3 separate regions of the Mus musculus genome follow, and regions 2 and 3 are each linked to region 1. The links are chromatin loops, found by intact Hi-C in ENCODE. Cell type or tissue: left cerebral cortex. All regions are shown on one strand.

The links. Peaks named below come from ENCODE experiments on the same cell type or tissue, not always from the same donor. Only the 100,000 strongest peaks of a DNase experiment are listed, where the experiment ranks them.
Region 2: it touches region 1 in a loop (14-fold over the local background); 2 of 42 quality-filtered maps call a loop at or near these places.
Region 3: it touches region 1 in a loop (16-fold over the local background); 3 of 42 quality-filtered maps call a loop at or near these places.

What each region holds. Positions count from the first base shown.
Region 1 is chr12:43,821,984-43,829,983 of GRCm38, reverse strand. The region is part of intron 1 of Gm33384 (a long non-coding RNA gene); the gene reads left to right. Among named protein-coding and RNA genes, the nearest start is that of Gm33384, 26 kb to the left of the region's middle. In left cerebral cortex, a CTCF peak has its summit at 6,650; DNase peaks (open chromatin) are centred at 2,121, 2,573, 3,349, 6,615 and 1 more place; H3K27ac peaks cover 4,535 bases.
Region 2 is chr12:43,637,805-43,645,804 of GRCm38, reverse strand. The region is part of intron 1 of Gm33384 (a long non-coding RNA gene); the gene reads left to right. Among named protein-coding and RNA genes, the nearest start is that of Gm26326, 100 kb to the left of the region's middle. In left cerebral cortex, no CTCF peak of the experiment used is centred here; DNase peaks (open chromatin) are centred at 3,514, 3,968 and 4,249; H3K27ac peaks cover 786 bases.
Region 3 is chr12:44,141,703-44,149,702 of GRCm38, reverse strand. No RefSeq gene overlaps it. Among named protein-coding and RNA genes, the nearest start is that of Dnajb9, 64 kb to the left of the region's middle. In left cerebral cortex, no CTCF peak of the experiment used is centred here; DNase peaks (open chromatin) are centred at 1,143, 1,514, 2,703 and 4,185; H3K27ac peaks cover 5,540 bases.

The DNA of each region.
Region 1 (8,000 bases):
AAGCCATGGACTGAGGAATTTCTACCACTACACCTTTCCTCCAGGATGAACTAAAATCCATAGGAACATAAAAGTCAAAACAATCCTTTTCTGTCAGCAGTGCAAGATTCAGTAATACAACTTTCATTATTCCAAACATTTTCAGGAAGCCTTAAGTATATGAGCTGTATGCAGGACACAATGTTTCCAAACTATAATAGAGATATCACCAGAATTGACAAAGAAGACACCAGATAAAATTGAGATGCAGGCTATACAAACTCTTATTCTTTCATCTGGAGGCAACAAAGAATCATAGTTATTGTGTCATCTTGGGGGATTATACATAGATTCTGTAGAAAACTCTCAGAGAAGAATGGTCCCTTGAAATTCCCCCGTGAATCTTTAGGCAGCATGAGTTTCAGTTTCAGTCTCAGTGTGGGTTAAATCGTGTCTCCAAAAAGATATATTTAAATCCTATCCACTGGGCCTATGAGTGTGGCTTTTTTAGAAATAGGATTTTTGCAAAGGTCATGAAGTTTAGATCAATTCATTAGGAAGTAGTGAGAAACAGAAAAGTGCTAATGGGGTATGGTATAACAATTTCCTTCCATTGCAACATTCTCTCTTGGAGGTGTTCTCATGTAAATACATGTTTAAGGTAAAAAGAGTGTTAGGTTTAAGACTGTGAAGATGAGAACACCGAGGGTAGTAAGTAAGAGGACCTGCAGGTGGGTATGACGTAGCTCTACTGGCCAGAAGAAAAGGATGTACCTCTGGTTCAATACAGGCAGTATCTACAGACTGTGGCTGGTTCCAAGGAAGGACCCTAACACTATGCACAGTTGTCCTTTCACATATTTGTGTATCTAACAGAAATAAACAGAAATGAACTGTGGGCAAGGACATATTCTTAAAGTCCTTCTTATATTATGGACAAGAGATCATTCTGTAGAGAGTAAGGTAAACATGAGTAAGAAAAATGTGGCTCCATCTTAGAAACTGTGATAAGAATTAATTTCCTGTAGGTTTTAAGACAGGAGTCCATGGCAATATATAAGCTGGTTACATACAAGTAAGAAGAAAGAAATCATGATTTAATTAATGGGTACCAAACCCAGCCAAGGTCAGTGTCTGGCACAACAAACCAAGGTCAAAATGAAAATGAACAGTGGTGACCATAACTCAAGACCATTTCCCTGAGTGAGTGTCTCCCTGATTGGGAGACAGAAGCATAGAGCATGTGAGCCCCTTTGGCTTGATTTGTGTTCAGTTTTCTGTTACAAGGTTCATGAAAGCCCCAGGTCCAGCAGCTTGGTGGTATGCAGGGCTGTGAAAGGCAGCCTATTTTGGTTGAAAGAGGTTCGCTCCAGTGACCCAGTAGAAAACGCTACAAGGAATGGAAAAGCAAGCCATGTTCCCAGAGACAGAGCCCCCAACTCCATAATTCTGTGACTATAAGTCACACAGACAATGTCCCAAGCTTCTGGCATTATGGCTAGACTCCACCCCCACAGTTACCTGATAGCCCAGCCCTCTATAAAAGGGGCTGCTTGACCCCTCCTCACTCTCTTTAAGCTCTCACCTTTCTTACTCTCTAGCCCTTCTCTTTCCCTCCCTTCCCTCTCTCTCCACACGGCCATGGCCAGCCTTTCTTCCTCTTTCTATCTTCTCTCTTTCTCCCTGCCTTTCTATAGTAAAGCTCTAAAACCACAGACTGTCTCTGCTCATCAAGACCCACAGTGATTGAACAATGGGATAGGCTTTTCCCTAACAAGGCATGTCTAACCTCCCACTGGAAGGCCTTCCTGGGCTCCAGCCATGGACCGCACCAAGGACTCTCGACTGTGTGGGAACCACTCACTGCCCCTGCTCTCCCTGCCATCTCTGCCCTTCAGCCCTGGGGATGACCCAGCTGCCCCTCATTTGTTCTCAGCTCTTCTGTGGCAGCGTCCAGTGGTGGCTGGGATGCCCAAGACTGAGAACCTGTTGCCTAGGACTGCCCCTTGTTCACCCCCGGCTGAGAAGGGGCCCAGTGCCTTCCCACAGCCAGACACCCACCAGGAGCTGCATGGAAAGCCTGCGGCTGTCCTCCCAGATCCGCCCACCCAGAGCACCTGAACTCTGGTGGGATGAAGGGTTTTTTCCCACTCTTTCTTTCCCCCACACCCACTGCCAAACAGTGGTATTTCCTGTTTTGGACTCCTTCCACTCTGGGGAGTCTTTACTTTTCTTAATAGTTTCCTCATTCTTTTGTCTGCATCTTTTTTCCTCACTATTGTGAGCCAACAAACTGCATTGACTTGGGGCAGCTTTGGTGACTGTTGACGTTCCTGTTCCTGTACTTTAGCCCCCAGAGTTAAGCTCCCCCGAGCCAGGAGAGACTCTTGCTCTCAAAGATCTAAATCAGTGGGAGGAGGGAAATAAGGAAACACATCTTTCTCAGCAATCTCTTGACAGTTATAATCACAAGGCTCCTCAGCAAGGTTATATAAACAGTTTTGGGGGAAGAGAAGCTTCCACTGAGCTGCTGGCAAGTTATGCAGGGAGCTACAAGGGATGTAGCCTTCATGAGTCATCGCCCATGCTGGAGTGGGCATTTCAGGGCTGCAGCTGCTTTTGACTCATCTGTTCTCATTATAAATAACCTTCATCTATACACTTGTAACTAACCACAATAAATGCTGGTTCACCAAGTTAGACTTGAATAGAATCATTTCTTCCATCTGTTGTTGGTACCCTATCTGAGGTAAAGCTACATCTGTTTCTTTCCCTAGGAAAAGTCACACAGCATAGAGCTAGAGATTGGAGTCACACATGCATATGATAAAGGATGCTAAAGATTTCCAGCAAATTCTAGAAGTAGAGAGAGCCAAGAAAGAATTTTCACGTTTCAGAGAGAGCATTATCCTGTAAATACTCGATCTTGGACGTCTAGACTCTAGAACTGTGAAACAATATATATTTATTTTAAGTCACATAATTTGTGATTTACTGTTTCAATTGCTCTGGGAAACTAACACACCTAAATACTGGTATTAACAAATTTATTATGCATTTTATAATGAGCTTTTATTATGTGGCAAAGGCTAATAAGTACTGTAAGCCATTTGCATGCATTATCTCAATTTTCAAAGCAACACTATGTGATACGTATCTTTTCATAGACATGCACATATGTGTACATATGTATGTATCTACATAAATATTTATGCTTTTGTATGAGAACAGTTAAAAGACTGGCTAAAGTTATAGTCTGCTTCGGAATACTTCTGAGTTTGTATGTACACTGCAGTAAGTACTAAAATGTAAAATGAAGTCACTGCCCTCTATAAACTATTAGTCTATATAACACAAACTCTGACTCAGCAGAACATGCATCAGCCAGCCAGCCAGCTTCTATCTGTCTTTTTGCCTTGCATCCTGTTATTTTAATGTTATTTTAATACCAGACTTGGGTCTGGCACTTGATTTGATAACATTGTATGTACTAATGCTATCCTTTTTATATTGATAAAACTTATTTTTCTTGACCTACTTTTTAGGATATCTGGAAAAAATACTAAAGCATGGTAAAATGCTCAATATATGAGAGTACCTATGTATGACTATGAGCCTTTCTTTGATTTTGGTGCATATTTAAACTAGGGATGAGTTCTATGGATACAGAAAACTAGGGTTTCTAAATAAAATTAGAAAGTACCATTGTTGTCCTTCTGGCTTACATGAAACCCTCTTTGTTGGATTTCAGTTCTATATTTATGATTTCTTTCTAATGGAAGGGTCAGTTCTTCATTCTGCTATTCTCCACCTGATCCAGGCCTGGCTGATCCAAGGACATGAACACAGGTGAAGCTATGTCTGTGTTTTGATTTGATTTTGATTTGATAAGCAGGATTTTCAAGGCTGAAGTTATTCAGAAGGGACCTATTTAGATTAGGAAGAAACTGTTACTGTACATTGCTACCTGCAAATTTGATCCTGGCTTTGCCCGAGTTTATGGCTGAGGTTTGGGTCAGAAAACTCTTAAATGTGATTTATCAGTAGGCCTATAAATATCTGTAGGGTCCTCACTAATTGAATCAGTACTCTCTGCTACTGAAAAGAGTGTAAGCACCATTTCCCAAGGGTACCCATGCCATTCACAGATTAATATAACAGGTTACTTCACAATTCAAAAGTATTTTCAAAAGTCAGTAGCTAATATATTTTTGATTTAAACTACAGTGTACTTTTCTGCGTATCATATCATACAGGTTGGACTTTGTTTATTATCCTCTGTGATGTGATTTTTGTCATTGGTTTATTTTAATGAAAAGTCGACTTCTAAGCATTATAAAGTCTATTCATTATAATCAGAGCTTCATGACATGGCAAGGTCAGAGCTCCATTTGAGTCTACAAAGAACTGCAACCAAGATACCATCGGCTATGTGGTAAAATACATTTGACTTTGTAGCTTTCCTACTTTCATTAATTGTTAGGGAAGGACAGCTGCTTTCTTGGAAAGGCCAGGACAAAGCTGCTTCCTTAGGAAGTCTAAATTCATTTTAGTAGATGCACATAAATTAAATAAGTACATTTTAGAAAATTAAGCATCCCATTGGCCATGTGTTTAATCATTTCATAATTTTGCATTTGTGTAAATCTTTCTTCTGTTTCATAGTACTTTTCTCATTTCATAAGCCTTCCAGAAATTGCGTACAATAAATAGGTCAAGGAAATAATTTTTATTACAGTGTGGAGAGGAAAGAAGTCTTAGAAATCTTTTGAATGACTTTTTCTAGGAAAATAACCTGGAGGTTCAATGTCTGGATTTGCATAATGGCTTTTAGGGAAAGGTCAAAGTCAAAACAAAGATGGCTCTTCTTGGCATAGAGAGAAAGGTTGGCTCCTTAAGATCATCCTCTTTTATCATATGTCTTCTACTGACTTATGGACCAGTGGGGAGTGGTGTTTAGGATAATTACAGGCAGAAGGGATCACACCCTTGTTAGCATGTTTATTAGTGAAGATAGTCCAGACTGTACTGTAATAATTACCATCCCAAATCTCATGTCTGGAATAACTGCTAAATGTTCTTCTCTAGTAGAATCTGAATAGGCATCATTTTCAACATCCTTTCTCATCCTCTAAATTCTTGCTGAAGGGACAACCTGTATCTGAATTATTGGCGGTTGTTTAGGGAGATGCATATATGCATCTCTTACAAAACTAATTAAATGTGACCGAATTAATTTCTGACCTCTTTATCTGAGAAAAGCAACCATGTAACTGAATTGTTACCAGAGAATATAGGATAAATTGACTGATTTAAGCAACAGAGGCTAGTTATTATGAATTCTAAAATCTACTACAACCTTAAAAATCTCAAGCTCTTTTTTATTATGTTTCAATAAAAAAAAACCTTTGAATACTGCCAAGATTGAATATTCTAAGATCATGCTTTATAAACATGCTTTTTTGTCTAATTCTGAAAAATCTGGGCGTTCAGAGCCTGTGATCCCATGGAACAGAAGGGACCCTACTGAGATGGGCTAGCATTCATTTTCTGCCAGAGAACAATTGTCAGTTAGTAAGCTGCACAGAAGAAGGGTCTGAAAATACAGTAGGCCAGTCACTGAGTCTGAACTGTTACTGAAGGCCTAGTGGACTGAGGTGCCCAAGTTAGGCATCTGAGAGAGTGGAAGCAGTTAAATTTTGAAAGCATGAAGCGATGGAGAGGGAGAAGCAACAAAAGCTTTAGAGTTCATGTTGGTTGTTTAGAGTGGGACGTTTTCTAAGTCTTTAATTGCAGAAAGAGACTTAATACCAGTAAGAGACCGTGAAAATATATCCAGATCTGAACTCCTAATAAAAGCAATAGAAACTGTTAGCAATAGAAAATAGTAAACTGTTGTAACTCCCTTGGAAGACCACTTGGCAGTGTCTCTGTGAGGTCTGTCTGAACAGCAATTTTATTTTATGCTCAGAAAAAATGTAGAAATATTTGCTAAAAGATAAAATGAAATAAAATAAAATGAAATCTTTACAATATCAATGATATATAGCTACTGATTTAGATTTTTAAGTTAATGAAAGACCCTTTCTTACATCTATGACATTGCAGGGGGGGGGGAGAATGGTTTTTTTAGAAGTAGAAATTCAATAAATTGTCAACATTAAAATATTTTACCAGATCTCACGTAACTATACAGACAAATTCTAGTTAAATGTAGAAGAAAACCAGTAAGGTTCCTAGGCGAAAAGTCACAAGAATACTTCATAATTTTAACAGCATGCAAGAAACACACCCCAGAGTAAGGGTGATAATTTGGACTATATTAAGTTTAAGAATAAAAATACAAGGCCCAGAATCAGAGCATCTATTTCCAGTACATTTTTTTTTATTCATAGCATTGAGAATATACAAAGATTTTCTGAGAACCAGTGAGGGAACGAATGAAACCATGTAGAAAACACTAAGAAAACATGTGAGGAAACATTGCCTAAAGAAAACATCCGAGTAATCATAAACTTTCAGAGTGCTTCTGTCATGTTAGTGAAATATAAAAATCAAGAACTAAACAAGACAGCAGCGCACACCCACCAGCCTAGCGCAGAGATTCTCGAGGAAACTCAGAGAGCTCCTGATGGAGTGTAAACTGTTGCAACTCCTTGGAAGACCACTTGGCAGTGTCTCTGTGAGGTCTGTCTGAACAGCAATTTTATTTTATGCTCAGAAAAAAATGTAGACGTATTTGCCAAAAGATGTATTTAAGAATATCTGTGGCAACATTATGCATTATAATTCCCAGTTTGAAACAACTCAAACGCCTATCAAGAGAAGCATGGGTTTCAAATGTGGCCTGTTGATACCACCCACCAAGGAGAACAAGTAAGCTCTGCTGAATTCAACACCGTGGACACATGGCATAAACCTAAACTGATGAAACGAAGTCCAGACACAAAAAGAATTCCTCCCATTTGATTCCATATGCATAAAGTGCTAAAAGAGCGGAGTTGATTAGTGGGGATGGAAACCAGCATGGGCTGTTGATATCTTTGAGGGAAGAAAGTGTGCTGGTTATTAGGTAGTGCAATGGAGGCCATACTTAGGGGTGCTTTTATTTCCATGGATTAGAACAAAACCAACTTGCCATTATTTTAAGCGTTAAGCGTCTATGTATTTGTCTCTCCATGTGAGTTCAGGCATCTCAGAGCCTGGATAGGGAATCAGATGCCCTGGAGCTGGAGGCACAGGTGGTTGTGAGATGCCCGTGTGCATGCTGGGAACTAGAGTTGATTACCTTATTTCTTGAACTGTGAATTGGTCACTGAGATGTGAAAATAATTTACTGTGTAGTGTATTTGTATGCATTTTACACAGATGAAGTCTTCAAATCAATGCTTTGATTAAAAAAATATCAAAAAGCATTTTAAAAGCCACTTGAGACCAATAAACACCCAGAGAATATGATTCTGAGTCTCTTCTTAATCTTATTGTTTCTTTTTCCGCCCTAAACAGAGGTTTCTAATTTCTATTTCCAAAAGTTTGACCAATTCAGATAATATATTATTTTTTTCCCCTTTGGATTAATGTGCCTTTGGATTCGGAAGCATCTAGATTCCTTCTGGATGTGTACTGAAAGAGAAAACTCAGACATCAAAGTGAAAAAGCAAACTTCATTTTAGTTTGCCAGTTTTTTGTTTTTTGTTTTTTGTTTTGTTTTTTTTTGAGACAGGGTTTCTCTGTATAGCCCTGGCTGTCCTGGAACTCACTTTGTAGACCAGGCTGGTCTCGAACTCAGAAATCCTCCTGCCTCTGCCTCCCAAGTGCTGGGATTAAAGGCATGCGCCACCATGCCCGGCTAGTTTGCCACTTTTAAAACAGTGACTGCATGTCAAAGTCTTGAAGCAAGAGTTTTGTTTTTTTTTTTTTTTTTTTTTTAATTTTTCAAGTCATACAGAAGACAGCTTTGAGTAAGTCTGGGACAAGGGAAGAGCATCAGAGTGCTCTGAAGGTTCCAGCACGGACAGCAC
Region 2 (8,000 bases), 180 kb after region 1:
AGAAAAAATAACCATGCAACATGACTTAGCTAGTACTTAAATTTATATTTAATATCAGAATAATAAATGTTTATCAAACAGGCCAATGACATTTTACAGACCATTTCTCTGACTATTGAATAGGTCTCACTAGATTATAAATGATTAAAATTATTGGTATGTAGGCATATATATATATATATATATATATATATAAAATCTGGGGTTGTAAATAAAAATATAGCTAATATTTTGAGGAAAAGGATAAAACCCATGGGCCCAATATCAATGTCAAAAAGAAAAGAAAAAATTGAGAAGTGAATGATAACATTTATATGCTGCAGAACACTTTATAAGTAGTTCAAATATATAAATTATGGAAGATTAAAATTGAACCAAACAACATAAGCAAGTTCCAACATTTAAAAAAAAACACATACAAGGAAAAGAGAGGAGGAAAAATAATAAAAGTAAAATTTAATATATAATAAGAAATGAAGAAAAGAAAAACTTTGAGTCAAGATAAATTAGTTCTTTGAAAATAATTACATAATTTGAATTTCTTTGTAAGTCTGAACAATAATAAAGAAAAACACATTGCCATTATTAGATATATAATTATAAATAATTATAAATTTAAAACCTTTATAAAATTGAAGAAGTCACTGAAAATCATATTCTAAAACTCTAGAAGAAAGTCTAAACACTCAATTTGTTAATAACCATAATTTTGTTACTTAAACTTTTCTTGCAAGTAATTCTGGCTTCAGTAGTATATCAACAAATATTTAATAAACACAATATAAATATTCCAATATTTAATGATTACTCTTGAAGAAACCCTGATTATACTATATAAATATTTCAGGAATTAGAATGTAAGCAACCTCTCTAATTGTTGTGTGAACAGTATGTGGTACTTTGAATAAGAATGGCCTCACTTAGTTGAATGCTTAGTCACCAGAGAATATTATTTGGAAGGATTATAAGGATTTGGAGGTATGGCCTTGCTATAGAAGATGACCTGTTCAGGTTCCATGTTCCTACTGTTATGCATCTCTACTAAGGTCACTGGCATTGACTCCTGGGAGCCTTCTCCATCTCAGGTCTCTGTGTATTCCTAAAGATCCCTCCACTCTCACCCCATGGGCACATGGAGATTTCCATTCATATTTCTGGCCCTCAGGATTTCTCTCCTGTCACCTGATCCTTCCCCTCATCCCCCTCCCTCTCCCACACACTTCCTTCCCTCTATCTCTGAGGACTATTTTTTTTTCTCCTTTTAGGTATGATTTAGGCATTCTTGCTTGGGCCTTACTTCTTGTTTAACTCCTTCATGTCCGTGAAGTATGGAGGTTCTTCCTAAAGCTGTAGCCTGACTGTGATATCCCTTCGTCCATCAGGACTGCCTTGTCTGGCCTCGTGTGAGAGGATGTGCCTACTCTGGCAGAGACTTGATCCCCCAGGGTCAAAGGATATGTAGGAGGCTCCATCTTCTCAGAGGAGAAAGAGGGAGAGTATCAGTGAAGTGGGGCTGGAGGGAGCAGTCTTTGAGTTGTAAATAAATAAATAAATAAATAAATAAGTAAACTTTTTATTTTAAAGGAGATATGGCCTTGCTGGAGTAAGTGTGCTACTGGGGAGTAGGCTTTAAGGTTTTAAAAGACCATGCCAAACCCAGAGTCTCTCTGTCTCTACTAATGGATCAGGATGTAGTTCTCAGGTTGTGCTTCAATGCCTGCCACCCTGTTATGATGATAATTGATTTTACATATGAAACTTGTAACCCAGCATCCAATTAAACACTTTCTTTTATAATAGTTACCTTGGTCATGGTGTCTCTTCACAGCAATAGAACTGTGGCTAAGACAATATACAAAATTGATATTGCTGTTGTAAGAAAAGTAATGTCTATCAAAATATCCCTCATAAATAGAATTATGATATTGGTTAACAAAAAATGTAGCAAACATACCTAGCAATTTGCCTAAGATGCAGCAAAATTATACCAAATCATTACCAAATACAAGATTAATTTTTCCTTGATAAATCAGTCTAATGGAATACTAAATAATAAAATGAACAAGTGATCTGTACAACAACAAAGACAAACCATAAATGTACCTGGATTAAGGAAAGATCATGATATTAAAATATTATAAATGGCACTATTTCATATTTTCTGAAAAGGTAATAATAAAAGAAAACAGAAATAGTGGGTTGCTAGAGCAAACATAATAACTTTTTTAAGTGTAGGGATTTTTTTTGCCTCTTTTCTCTGTGATTATAAAAACAAAAACATGTGTATAAAATCTAACAGAGCTTCAGACCAAAAAAATGTGAGACATTTTCACTAAGTAGGTCTAAAATAAAAAATTCAGAAAATCAACTTGAAATTGTCTATTAATAGAATAAAGCAAATGAGTAATCAAATTTAAATTTTTATGTAATATATTTTACCAAAGTGTTTACCTCAGCCAACTGAAGGCAGAGGTAAATGTCCTCAGTCTAATAAGTGGTAGTACCAAAAAACCTCACAGTTGATGCCATATTTTCCAATGGGAAAAAAGAGAGAGCTTTCTTCCCACTATTTATCTAGCATGTTCTGTCTTATTTCACTGTTCAGTATTATCCTGAGCAGCTAGGCTGAGAAAAGACGCCCAGTTCCAGAGAGCAGTGGGGAGAAAGCAAAACACTTTGTCACCAATATAAAAACTATTATTTGCCACACTGTAAACCAGTAAGAGACGTGTAAGTTTGTTCAGAAAGCTAGCAACTTATTTGAAAGTCTTAATTGGTAAATCAAAAATTCCAATAGACCATATTTAATCTGCCTTAATATAAGGAATTGGCTTATTTTACATTATTTAAAACAGTAGTAACTCAAGAAAACAATTTTCACAGGCCAAACTTGACTAAGTTCACTCAGACCTAGGCTGGCAGCCTAAGATTACTTTTCTATTTTATTTTATTTTATTTTATTTGGTGATGGGCTGATATTAATTGCTTCACTCTATTGCTTTGTTACATAACATTTCTTATTGTATAATCGTAGAAAAAGATGTACTCTCTAGTCAAAGTCAATGGACTTGGTGTAGAGGTGGCTTACATATTGGAATTATCAAGAAGACACGTTAATGTAAATATAGTAACATTACTACATTTTCTAATGGAGAAATACAGAAAGATGACATGAAAAGACATGGTAAAATATCACACATCAGTAAGGATATAGAAATAATAGATATAAAAATATCAATTTTTTTATAATAGCTCAATATAGCACATGAAAGGATTAATACAATTGGGGATGAATATAGAAAATATCAGAACAAAGGCAAATAAGTGAAATAAAGAGCTGATGGGAACTGTGGGAAGATACCTGGCATCTAAGCTTTGATAGAGTAGACATGTTGACCTCAATGGTGACTTGCTTAAGTAAGCAGTCCATGTACTGCTAGATATAGATGGACCCCTGGTCTCTACACTCCAGATGTCAGGCACAACTTCTGATTTTGACAACTGACAATGTGTCTAGACATGGTTGGATGGTGGCTGGAGGATAAAACTATCCACAATTGACAACCACTAGCCTAGAATATATTTCCAGCAATAGATGGGAGAGAATTGATGGAGCAAAGGAAATATTTGAAAAGCTTTTAAATTATAATATTCCTAAGCTTCTTGAAGCAGTAGAAATCTCAACTTATATTTCCAAAATGTTGTGTGAAATATGGTAGAGTAATTAGAAAGACTTTACATAATGATGTGTCATAAGATAAATATTATACAAGCAAACAAATTCATGTGGTACAAATGAGAACAGCAAGCTAAGTACTGATGACTCAGCTGAAATAATCTTGGAACAATATCTTTTTTGATCTTGTTTACTGAAAGAAGTTTATTGAGATCACGTTTACTGAGAGAAAATAATAGGCTGCCATCACAGAATTTTGTCTTCCCAGAGGAAGAACACTCCACAAGAAAGTGAATGAAGATATTTAAAATGTAACACTTTGAGAAAATTTGGCTCAGACATACATTACAAGGAAAACTAAAAGTAAAGCTATCTAGAATAAAGGGAAATAGTGCCAGATGGATATGTAGGATGCATTTAAAGAAGAGATGAAAATCCATCTCAAAATTCAGTGTAATTCACCACATTCAAATGAGCTCCTTGAATAGATCCCACTTTAAAAACATACATGAAAAAAACAAAACAAAAAAAGCAATGCTGAATAGCCTGTTTTCTTAAGAAAGAACAATGTTAGAGGACATTCACCACCTTATCCCATCATTTCTTTCAACACTATAGGTGTCAAAATAGTGTGCTGTTGGCATAGTGGAAAGATAAATGCAAGTGACAAACAAAAGGGATGGTCCAGAAGTTGACTCTCTCACAAAAGAGCAACTGAATTCTTGGCAAGTGATTTTAAAAATTGTACATGGTGTTGAAGCAACTAGATGAATGTGTGAAAGAGTTGGCTTTGATATCAATCTGATTCTGTCTGTAAAAAGCAATTTGAGATTTATCATGGATATCAATTGAAGCCTCAAACAACAAAGTATTTCAAAACTATACAAAGAATGCCTCCAATAACTTCTGGGTCAGAACACAGACACAACTTAGAGAGTAACAAATAAAATTATACTTTGATAAACAGTTCCTGCTAGAATCAACACTGTAAGATCAGCAGAAAATGAAAGGAAAATGAGTCTTCAGCATGTAGATCTGAAAATAAATATAAGAATGACTAAGTCAATAAGCAAAAATCTTAAGATTCAATTTAAAAATGGATAAACTTGCCTGAAATGGGGCTATATGCCTGTAGTCTCAAATCTTGGGAAGCTGAGGTCTTGAGGTTGGTCTATCCACCCATCGCTATCCAGTGGATTTCACACTAGGTTAGGGTGTGTTATAAAGACCTTGTTATAAAGCTCCTAACCAATCCAAACCACACCACACCACACCACACCACACCACACCACACCACACCACACCACACCACACCACACCATACCACACCACACCACACCACATCACACCAAACTAACCAACCAAGCAAGCAACCAACAAACCAACCAAAACAGAATAAAACAACCAAAAGCTAATCAGCCAATCAAAACCAGAAACAACAAAATTGTCAGGCAAAACAGCTATTTCTACAAACCAAATGTGGGATGCTAAAAAGTAGAGGCAAATAAATCTCTGCTGAACCTATAGGGACAATTAGTTTACCATATAAGGAAGAAGTGGGATGACAACAGTAAGTGCTCTGCCCACTGAGAGAAATGTTTCCTTTCACCATACATGACAAAAGAGAAGAACACTTCATATGCTTCAGATAATCATATAGTCATTTATTATAATATAATCTGAATATAAAAATAAAATACATGTAATTATTTATGGAAATGGATCCATACAATGTGCGTTCCTTTATCTTCCTAGGTCTTGACTCAAGAAAAATCTAAGCATGTCTACCAAGATTTTTATAAGGACCCTTATAGCAGCTTTGCTTATAATACCTTGTGACTTGAAACAAGGCAATGCTATTTACAGTGATTAGGCAAAGGAGTAAGACTTAGTAAAGTCTAAGCAAAGGAGTAAGATTTAAAGTCGTAGTGATGCAGACAATAGTATAAATAAACGTCATCACTGATTCATCCTGTGAGAGAACCCAGGCACAGAAAATGCTGTGCTCTTTTAAATTCCATGTTTATGTAACCCAAAGAATCGGTTACTTAGATATAGAAATGCAGTTGTTTTGTGTTGAGTATAGATTTGGTGGGAGATGAAAAGCTTCGGTGAAGATGAGAATGTCTAAATCTTCAGTCAAGTGGTGGCGCCAGAGCAGATACTTGGGAAGATGTAGCAGAGTGGACATTTAAAATTGATACATTTTCAAATGTTAGTCATTCCTCATCATAAAACAGACAAAGACAAATAAGCCAATAAAAACAAGACAGCTGAAGGGTTGGCAGTTATCAAAAGAAGAGACAACAATGGAGAAAAGATACATGAAAGATGTACAGTACCATGCATCACCAGTACGTTAAAATTAAAATTAAAGTAAATACATCAGTCAGAGAAGCAACATTCAAAATGACTCATAAGAATGGCCTTAAATTTTTTGTTCTTATGATGACTAAGTTGATAAAAAGGTAAAACTCATGAAATTTTATATTTTTTTACTCTTTGCAAATTTTATTTGAATAATAAAAAAGTCAGAAATTTGACACATGGATGAGGCAAAAAAAAAAATCCCACAGAACTCTTAGGTAGATTTTAGAACCACTTTCTAGGGTAGGCTTAGAGGATTGGTGCCACAAATATGACTTAACTGTCCTGTTAGGATAGCTTTATAGAAAAATGATGTGTTAAAGCCATAGATCGTCTTCATTAGCTGGGACAGTAATATCATCAACTACCAGTAAAGCAAGTCTGTCATGACCGGAATAAGGTTAGTGATTGATTTTGCAAGCATTGTCTTGTCAGTCCTCCCACAGTGACTACTTGACCTCATTAACTGCGGCTAAATACTGGAGTTTGACTGCAGAGAAAAATAAAACCACTTTCTCTGCATGTGCCTTGCCAAAGGAATCAATGCTGTTGTCCTTGTTCTTTTCCTATTTTCAACATGGTGCAACATGTCTTATATGTAGCACTGTAACCATAAGAGGACATGGGGGCTATTACTTTTATATGCCAGTGGCTCCGGAGAAGGAAAGTCCACACTAACAATGACACGATGGAAACCAAGCGTTTGTCAGCCATCTTTAACAGAGGTGCAGACATCCTTACTTTTCACAGGCACTGAGACCAGTAATGCTTAAGGCAGGCAACTGAGTGTAATGTTTAGCTTTCTAAGCACTAAGCACAACTCTGAAAGTTACAGTCTATTTTTACTTGCATTTTGATTACTCCAGCTCAATATTCTGGCATAATGTTTGGTTCATGATCTGTGATCCAGAGAATAATAACACTGGAAATCTTGTTTGGAATATTAAGAAAGAGGGTTGGAGAAAACTTTCATCATCTGAAGCATATTTTTTTCCCATGCAAATATTTTTAGCTAGTCATTTTCACTTAAATGGAATGTAATTATATGATTAGACTGAGATGAGCTACAGGGAAATTTACCAATCTAATTGAAACTAAAAAATAATTGGAAAGCCTATCTATGATGCTCCAAACTGCAAAATATATGTATATTAGCTTTATCACTGACTTCGCACTGGAAATTATTCTGGGTCTTGCAAAGGCAGAGCTCAAGGAATATATTGAGGAATTTTACTACATATTCTGAGCCCATGTGGCAAATTAATAAAGGACATCATTCTGATTCCCTGAAAGTTATACTTCACATTTTACTCTACAAATTACTTTGAAATTTATTCTTCTATCTTGGCATGAGATTAGTTCAGTCACCTAAAGGCTACCAACAGTGTCTTGAGTGACAGGCTCCATATTGAAAGTTAAGATCCAATTTGCACTTCAAAGTATTAGTTCCTAGGCCCAAGATCCTGCTGGGACCATTCCATCCAGAGAAAAAGAGTTCCTGGATATTTCAGAATTGGAATCGAATCGTGGTTTAGTCACTGCCAAATTTTCTTGGATCTCCATGTCCTTTGGCCCATCCCAATCCATTAGGTGAAGAAAGGGAAATGAAGAGAATGCTATTCCTGTGACCCCATATCATGTCTACTGGGACATAGTAGGCACAGTATGTGCCCAAACAGCAGTGAGTGTTCTTATCACAGGCAGAAACTGATGCCTTCTAAGACAGGGCTTCCAGCAACTTACATCTTTCATTTTATAGTTCAGAATTCCTCTCTCACATCCATCCTAGTTGGTTTTTTTCTCCAAAGAGGCCTACAGTTTCCTATTATAAGATTTGAAATTACAATCAAGCAGTTTCTTAGTTCACAAACTACTTGCTGAATACCTAAATCTGTGATGAGAAAGGGATGTTGTTGAGAAGGTAATTAGCACAATTATGGATAGTGAGATTATAATA
Region 3 (8,000 bases), 320 kb before region 1:
TCTACTGAGGTGACAGTGTTGCACAGTTACCATGAACTTCCCATTGGTCCCATTCACCCAAGTCATTCCTCCAGTGGGCAGGAATACCTGCCCCGATACACTCTGTTTCCAAGAACCCAGTTCTTGAACACCCTTCCCGGTGTTCTGGCTCATGAATTCTGTCTTGACAGAGGCAAGTCCATAAGATCATCATGGACTGGCCACTGACAATCAAAGGAGGAACCGGGCAGGAAGAAGGGATGTATAATCTGAGGGATGCTAAGAAGGCAGAGAGCCAGAAGTATGTAAGGATTCTCCAGCCATACCACCCTGAACATGCCAGTCTCATCTGATCTTGGAAACCAGATTAGAACTTGGATGAGAGAAGGCTGTAAGGAACCAGTGAAGAAAACCTGCAAGTTCTGGTTACCAGAATATTTGCAAAGAGCTTCAACTTTTCAAGGTCAAGGATCTTAGAGTCTGGGTGATTCTTAACTGTGGCCCCTGCCGAATAGGCATAGGATAGTGATATCTGAGGCCTAAACAGGGAACTGTGACACTGGTAGGGCTAAGGGTCTTGATACCTGAGGTCCACATAAGGAACTGTGACATTATCTGGCCAAGGACCCTGAAGCTGGCACAAGAGCTAGGACACTGAAGGGTGCCATTTGCTGCTGCTTCTGCCTTCTGTTCAAGGTCAGCTCCATGCCAGACACTTAGAGGAGTGGAGGCTGCTGGAGAGCAACATCTGAAGAGTGTCAAGTCTCTCTGCTAGGCAGGTGGAGCAGAAGGACCCTTAGCCAGCTGACTTGGTCACAGCTATGATTGCCAGCCCAGCAATCCCAGTTCGAGAATGTAAATTTGAGCCTTCTTTTTCCTGCTTCAGAGGACAAAGAAAACACAATTACATCTAGTTGTCCTTTTGGGGAAAAGAAAGGAGAGAGAGCTGGACATTTATTTGAAAAAAGACAGTGTTCTCTAGAGAATTGGATCATTTACACGAGAGGAGTGAACTCAGTTCTTATTACCCTCAGCAGGTGGGTGCTAATGAGGAAAATTAGATTGTTACAGACAAAATGAAGAAGCTAATTTTTTCCCTATACATTTGTGTGATGAGAGAGAAGCTTTGGAAACCTCTGCTGCATGCATGCATGCATGCATTTGAAAACAGAGAGGAAATAGTGACAGGAAAGGAAAAATGGAGCAAATGTTTGGGTGGCTCTGGCAAATAGTGACCATGACCTCGATCTTAAACCGGTTCCCACTGCATGTGAGTATTACTGTCTGTCAGAAATACTAGATGGGAAAGGGGCTCACCAAAATTGTAAGAAAAAACATAAGAAACACACAGAAAAATCCCTTCTAACACTGCTCTGAACATCATGAAAGACTTTGTTGAAGAAATATTGTGGGATGTGCCAAATAAAGATTTCCAAAGAACGTGTGGAAGGGCTCAGAAGCAAGAGGCATAAAACACAGAATCCCAGATTGTCTTCAGTGCATAGAACACAAAGGGGAGGAGTTAGGGGTGGGCTGGTAATGGGAGAAGGGGGCCAAGCTGGAATTGGGGCACAGAAGACACTGTGTTCCAGTGGACACAGAAACCTACATGTGAATGTAGTACATTTTATTCTTCAGATGATGCTCCTTATTGGCTTCTCATGATGGTAGTGTCGTCATCTTCTAGATGCAATCCCAGGTGTTCTGTGAGAAAGCGTGCTCTGCGTCACATAAGTTTGGAAATTGTCCTGTGCTATAGGTTGCTTGATGGTTTGTCTGGTAACAGCTGCCATAAACTCATATGCTTAAATGCTTGGTCCTCAGCTGGTAGAACTGTTTGGTGAGGGTTTGGAAGTTTGATTTTGTTTGAAGAGGTGTAGCTTTGTAGCCTTGGTGGAGGACTGGAAGTGTCACTGGGGTTTCAAAAGCCCATGCCATTCCAGTTATCTCTCTACACTTTGTAGTTGTTTCAACATGTAAGCTCTCAGCACCATGGCTACTCACCCACTCCCATGCTCCTTGTCATGACTGTCATACACTATTCATCCTTTGAAACTATAAGCAAGCCACCAGCTATATGTTTTTTTTTCTTGGTTGTCTTTGTCATGGTGTCTATTTACAGAAATAGAAAAGTAACTAAGATGGATGGGATCTGGTGTGAGTCTGCTCCCAGGGTCTGACATGATTAAGGGCTCCAATACTCAAACGTGGTGCTGCTTGGAATGTAGCACAGCTTTTATGTGGAGGGGTCTAGTAGTTGATCTTTGGGTTTTTGGTGGCCTAAGCTTAGAAGATAGTTCTCATCTCACCCTTCATTTTCTGAGAGAATTGTCATAAAACCAGGAAGCCCATTCTCTCTTGTGCTTTTGTTCCTGATGCAAGAGACAGGTATTACTTGCTTGCTCTGTGGTACATTCCATGATCTACCATTTGCCACAAGTTTCCCTGAGCATCCCTCTCTCTGTATGTATCTATAGTGATAAAAAACTAGAAGGTAAATCTTATATCAAATGCAATAACACCCAATTCATGGAGAGGCATAATATATGCATGTATATTAAAACTAAAAATTCTATTGTAAAAATCTGGGTCATTGATTATACAACACAGCAGGTTTTGAGCCAGTGATCAATGGAGCACTTAAAAAAAATCCTAAAAGTAGTGTTTTGTTTCTCCTATTTTCAATGTGCCCCAATTCTTTGCCTGAGAGCTATAAATTCTTTGTGCCCCAGTCTGTGAAATGCATGTTCTCAGCATTTTCTGGCCTGTTACATTCTTTTATACTCACCCAATTCCTCCTTTTTTGCAGATCAGGGAAGAATTTGTTATTCTGTTTGTCTTCTCTGATGAACCTTTTATAGTATATATTTATGGTGATTGGATTTTCACTGTTCTTTGAGTCCCATGAGGGTAGAATAAATACTTTATTAATTTCTGGTTTTTTTGTCATCTAAGGAAGTGTCTAGCACATAACAACAACCTAGTTTATGCTAGATAACTTGATCTCTACAAATAACAGTGGTAGAGGAGTGAGAAATAAATTTGGGTGGACAAGACCAGAAATAAGAAGATGTAAGGCAAGCCAATGTAGTTTTTAGAGAGAATTTGGGTTTGTGATGAAGTAGTAAGAATGGGGACAAAAGTAGGGCAGGTTTAAGATTTATTGACCATTTGTCTCATGCCGGGTGTTGGACTAGCAGCTATCTATCGTGCCTTATCCTCACACACTCTGTTATTGGGCACATCATGGCAATAAATGCTTAGTTATACTGTCCTTGTTAAAGAATAATTGAGGGCTTGCTTGTTAACTACTTGCTCTTTAAAGTTCTATCTGCAGATGTGACACCTTTGTCTAGAGTTGAGCTGATGGAGAAAGATCACCAGTTTACCAGATGTCCATCCACAGGCTGATGGTCTGTGGTCCATAATGATTGGGTCTCAGATTCTGTCCTGATTATTTCTAGGGGCAGTAATTCCATCTGACACTTCCTCTTAGGCAGCTTAAAGGTGAAAGAAGTAGGTCTTGATGCAGTAAACAGTAGAAGGCTAAGAAGGGAAATATCCATAAGAAGGGTTAAGAAGGAGAGCAATAGAGCTGGCAGTTAGCAGGGATCATTAGAGAGGAAAAGGCAGTTGGTATAGAACAGACTGGAGCAACTGGAAAACAGGAATTAGAGAAAGACAGAGCCTGCCAGTGTGTTGACAGTCTCTAGGACAAATGTAGTGCATGTTTGTCTTTGAGAGGGTGAGTCTGAGTTGGTGGACATCAGAACATCATCAGCAAGGTCCTGGGTATCTGGATGGGTACTGGGGAGGTTCCCTTTGCTTTCTGCATCTTCTTTCTTATCTGTTTATCTTTATGACACCCTATAAAACATTTTATAAAATTCTGAAATAATCAGAGCATCACCCATTCTCTTGAACCTGAGACAGCCAACATTGTTCTGGGTTTTGCAGGTGAGACAACTTAGGCTCAGAGACAATAAATATCTTTCTCAAGGTCATAAAACTAGTAAGCAGGGAGTGGGAATCAGAGCAGAAGCTAGATTTGCCCAACTCAGAGCTGATATTGAAGCTCACTCAACATAAAGCTTCTCCCATCTGGGATGAGAAGAACAGATTCAAGGAACACTGCAGAATTAGCATACATGGTGCTTGGTGACCTAGTAACTGCTTCATTTACATTTCATTAAACAAAAGGTCTCAGTGCTTTCTTTTTCTTTTCTCACTTTTTTTTTTTAAACAAACTTCCATTTGCACTGTAGGAAGGTGGCATAGAATCACAGATTCAAGGGCGGGATGCTGTTGGTTTTAGGTCATTTTGTTCTTTTCGAAACATTTATGAAATACTTGTCCTTTGTTTGCTGCAGTTTAACAGAGTCTTTTTTTTTTAACTTTTATTTTTCTTTCATACATTACAGCTCATTACAGTTTACAGTCCCTCCCTCCACCTCTGCTCTCGCCCAGATCAACTCCTTCTCTTTTTTCCTTATAAAAAAGGAAACAAACCCTCATACCATGGCTGGATAAAGCAACCCAGTAGAAGAAAAAGGGTCTCAAGCACAGGCAAAAGAGTCAGAGCTACCTCCCGACTCACATTGTTGGAAGTCCCACAAGAACACTAAACTACACAACCATAAAGTATATGCACAGGATGTAGCTTGAACCTACACAGGGTCTGTGTTTGTTGCTTCACTCTCTTTGAGCCCCTGTGAACCTTTCTTAGTTGATCCTGTGTGCTGTGTTCTTGTGGTGTCCTCAACTCCTCTAGCTCCTACAGTCCTTCCTCTCCTACTGTGGGATTACCTAGCCTCTGACTAGTTTATGGCTCTCTGCATCTGCTTTTATCAGTTGCTGGATGACGCTCCTCTGACTACAGTTGTGCTAGTCACCAATCTATGAGCATCATTAGGAATCATTTCATTGATTTTTTTCAATGTTGTAGGCTGAAGATTTTGTGGCTGGGTTGATGTCCTGGTCCCATTTCTGGAGCCTTGATTGGTATTAAAAGATGGCCAGTTTGACCTCCATATCTCCATTACGAGAAGACTTTGCTAGGGTCATTCTTGTAGATTCCAGGGAGTTTTTACTACACTAGGTTTCCATATTTTCCCCCAAGAGGTCTTCAATTCCAGCCATCTGTTCCAGTACTCTCTCCCTCCATCTCCCATGACACACCTTTCCCTGCCTATTCCTTTCTGTTCCCATCCCAACCCACCTCCAGTTTACCTGCAAAATCTAAAACACAGTATCTCATGATATGTATGACTTTGGAAGAAGATAAGCTTTTCTGCTTTCAACTAGTTTAGATGCTATGGAATTTGTGACCAGTGGGAAAAGACCATAGACTCAATCCAGTTATAATTAAAAGATTTATTGGTTAGCTGCTTGCAGGGCAAATAATCTCTGAGCCTAATTTGAGATGGCTATGAAGGAAGGACACGGGGAAGTGTTTTTAACCAGGAAAACCACAAGAAGAAATTCAATATCTATGTAAATAAGCAAAACCAGGTCTAACTATGTGTGCATACGGAGTACATATGCAAACTTCAAAGGTCTTCCAGTCTTAGTTGCTCTTGTTTAAGGAAACTACCGCTCCCATCCCGTCCCTGAAGCACTTACTCAAAGACTTCTTTTTTTCCACGAGCAAGAGAGGCTGCTGCTTGACTGTGAGGTCTGTAAACATTATTTCTTATATTACTTCCAAAATCTGTGATTAAGTGCTAGGGAATGTAAGTGCTGTGCTGTAGAACACAGTTCTTAGTTATGAGTCAGGGTTCTCTAGAGTCACAGAACATATGGAATGTCTTTCTGTATTGAGGGGATTTATTATGATGACTTACAGTCTGTAGTCACCTCCCCAACAATGGTCATCTGTGAATGGGAAGTCCAAGAATCTAGCAGTTGCTAGCCACAAGGCTAGTTGTTTCAGCTGGCCTTCTGTAGAAGTAGATTCTAGCAGATGTGCTGGCATGTAAATGCAAGCAGCAAAGAAGGGCGATTCTTCCTTCTTCCAATGTCCTTATGTAGGTCTCCAGCAGAAGGTATAGCACAGATTAAAGGTGTGTACCACCATGCCTGGATCTGGGACTTGTCAGCCCAGGCTGACCTTGAACTCCTTGCCATAGTCTCCTGGTTCTAAAGATGTGTACTACCTAGGCCGGGCCTAAGCTTTTCATGGCTACTGTGCCTTAAGATCTCCATGCCAAGATTCAGATCAGAAACTCATGTCTTCCAGTGTCAAGATCTGGACCACAGGTGAGCCCTCCAATTCTGCATTGTAGTTCATTCCAGATAGAGTTAAGTTTACAACCAGGAATAGCCATTACATCAGGGTTAACAGTATCATGCTGTCATGATGTTTCCATATAGGCACAAGAAACATGAAGGCACTGAAGTACTATCACAAGAGCTAAATAAATCAGGTGGGAGACTACGCTGTCTGCTTTTAGTATAAGAAAACAAAGAATCCCATTGGAAAAAGTAGCAAGGAGTTTTCCACAATACCCTTCTCCCAACTCCAAGCAGACCAACATAGACAGTTTCTCACCCTTGTAGAGGGCTGAGAGAAGTCCAGGCTTCAGAGTGAAACCAATATAGTGCCAGGAAAAGCCTGCAACCTTGACCATCAGGAAATACTCTCAGGTGGTGCTGATGGAGCTGCCCAAGGCCTCTGCTATGTCTCCTTAACCTCAGGTGGTAGGACAGAAAAGGATTACAGATGCTGGCGAACACGACATTAATGGTATCGTACAGGGAAGCATCTCAGAGCCCAGTGTTAGCCACACCACTGTAAGAGCCATTAGCCCACAGAAGCTGAAGTCTCTGTACTCAATCCAAAGTTTGAGCCACTAGATTGGTCTTTACACTAATCATGGAGCCCTGGGTGTCAGTGTAAGGACCTCACTTCACCAGCTCTACCTAACCTTGAATACCATGCTATTGTATATGACTCTATGCTGGGTGTAGGCAGGGCAGTAAAGCACAAGATTGCCCTGTAACCTACCTGTAGTGGTTCCTTGCTTTGTTGCTGTGATGAAATACCTGGCAAAATACCTAGATGAGGGAAAGGGTTTAGTATGGCTCATTGTTCTGGGGCACAGGCCATCATCGTAGGGAAGTCACGGTGGCCAGAACTTGAGGTGGCTGGTCATATCTCATCTCCAGTCAGGAAGTAGAGAGAGATGAATGTTTGTGCTCAGATCACGTTCTCCTTTTCATTTAGTCTGTGACCTCCCTTTATAGAATGATGCCACCGCTGGTGAACTGATCTTACAACATCAGTTAGCCTAATCTAGATATTGTCCCTGACAGGTATGCCCAGGGCCCTGTTAAAGAGGCAAGGCTAGATCCTATTAGGCTGAAAATTGTTATTAACCTTCATACCAATAGAATTTTTTTTTGAGACAAGATCTCATAGTATAGCCCAGGCTGTACTTTTGATAGGCATAAGTTACCTTATCTTGCTAGAATCTATCTTTTGATGATAGCCATTCTAACAGGATCAAGATATACATCATCCTACTATTGATTACATTCCTTGATGATAAGGGAGATTGTTTTCATAGACTTATTGATTATTTGTATGTCTTCTTTTGAGAAGAGTCTAGTTATTCAGCTCATTTTATCATTGGATTATTTGTTGTCTTAGTCAACTTGAAAAGTCAACTATATATTCTGGATTTTAATTCTCTGTTGGAGGAATGACAATGCAATGATGTCCTCCAATTCTGTAGGCTGTCTCTTAAATCTGTTGACATTTCATGTGCTGTATAGAAGCTTCTTTGATACAATCCTATTTGTCTGTTTTATTTTTATTTGTTTACATATATTGACTATGTCTTAGGTGTTTTATCAGAAAAATAATTGACTAAACTAATGTCTTAATGTTTTCTTGTAGTGATTTCAGGGTTGTGGGTTTTATATCTGTTCTGATTTTTTTTGTATACAGTAAAATACAGGATGCATAGGTTTAGCTTGATTCTTCTACATTATATATATGTACACACACACACACACAC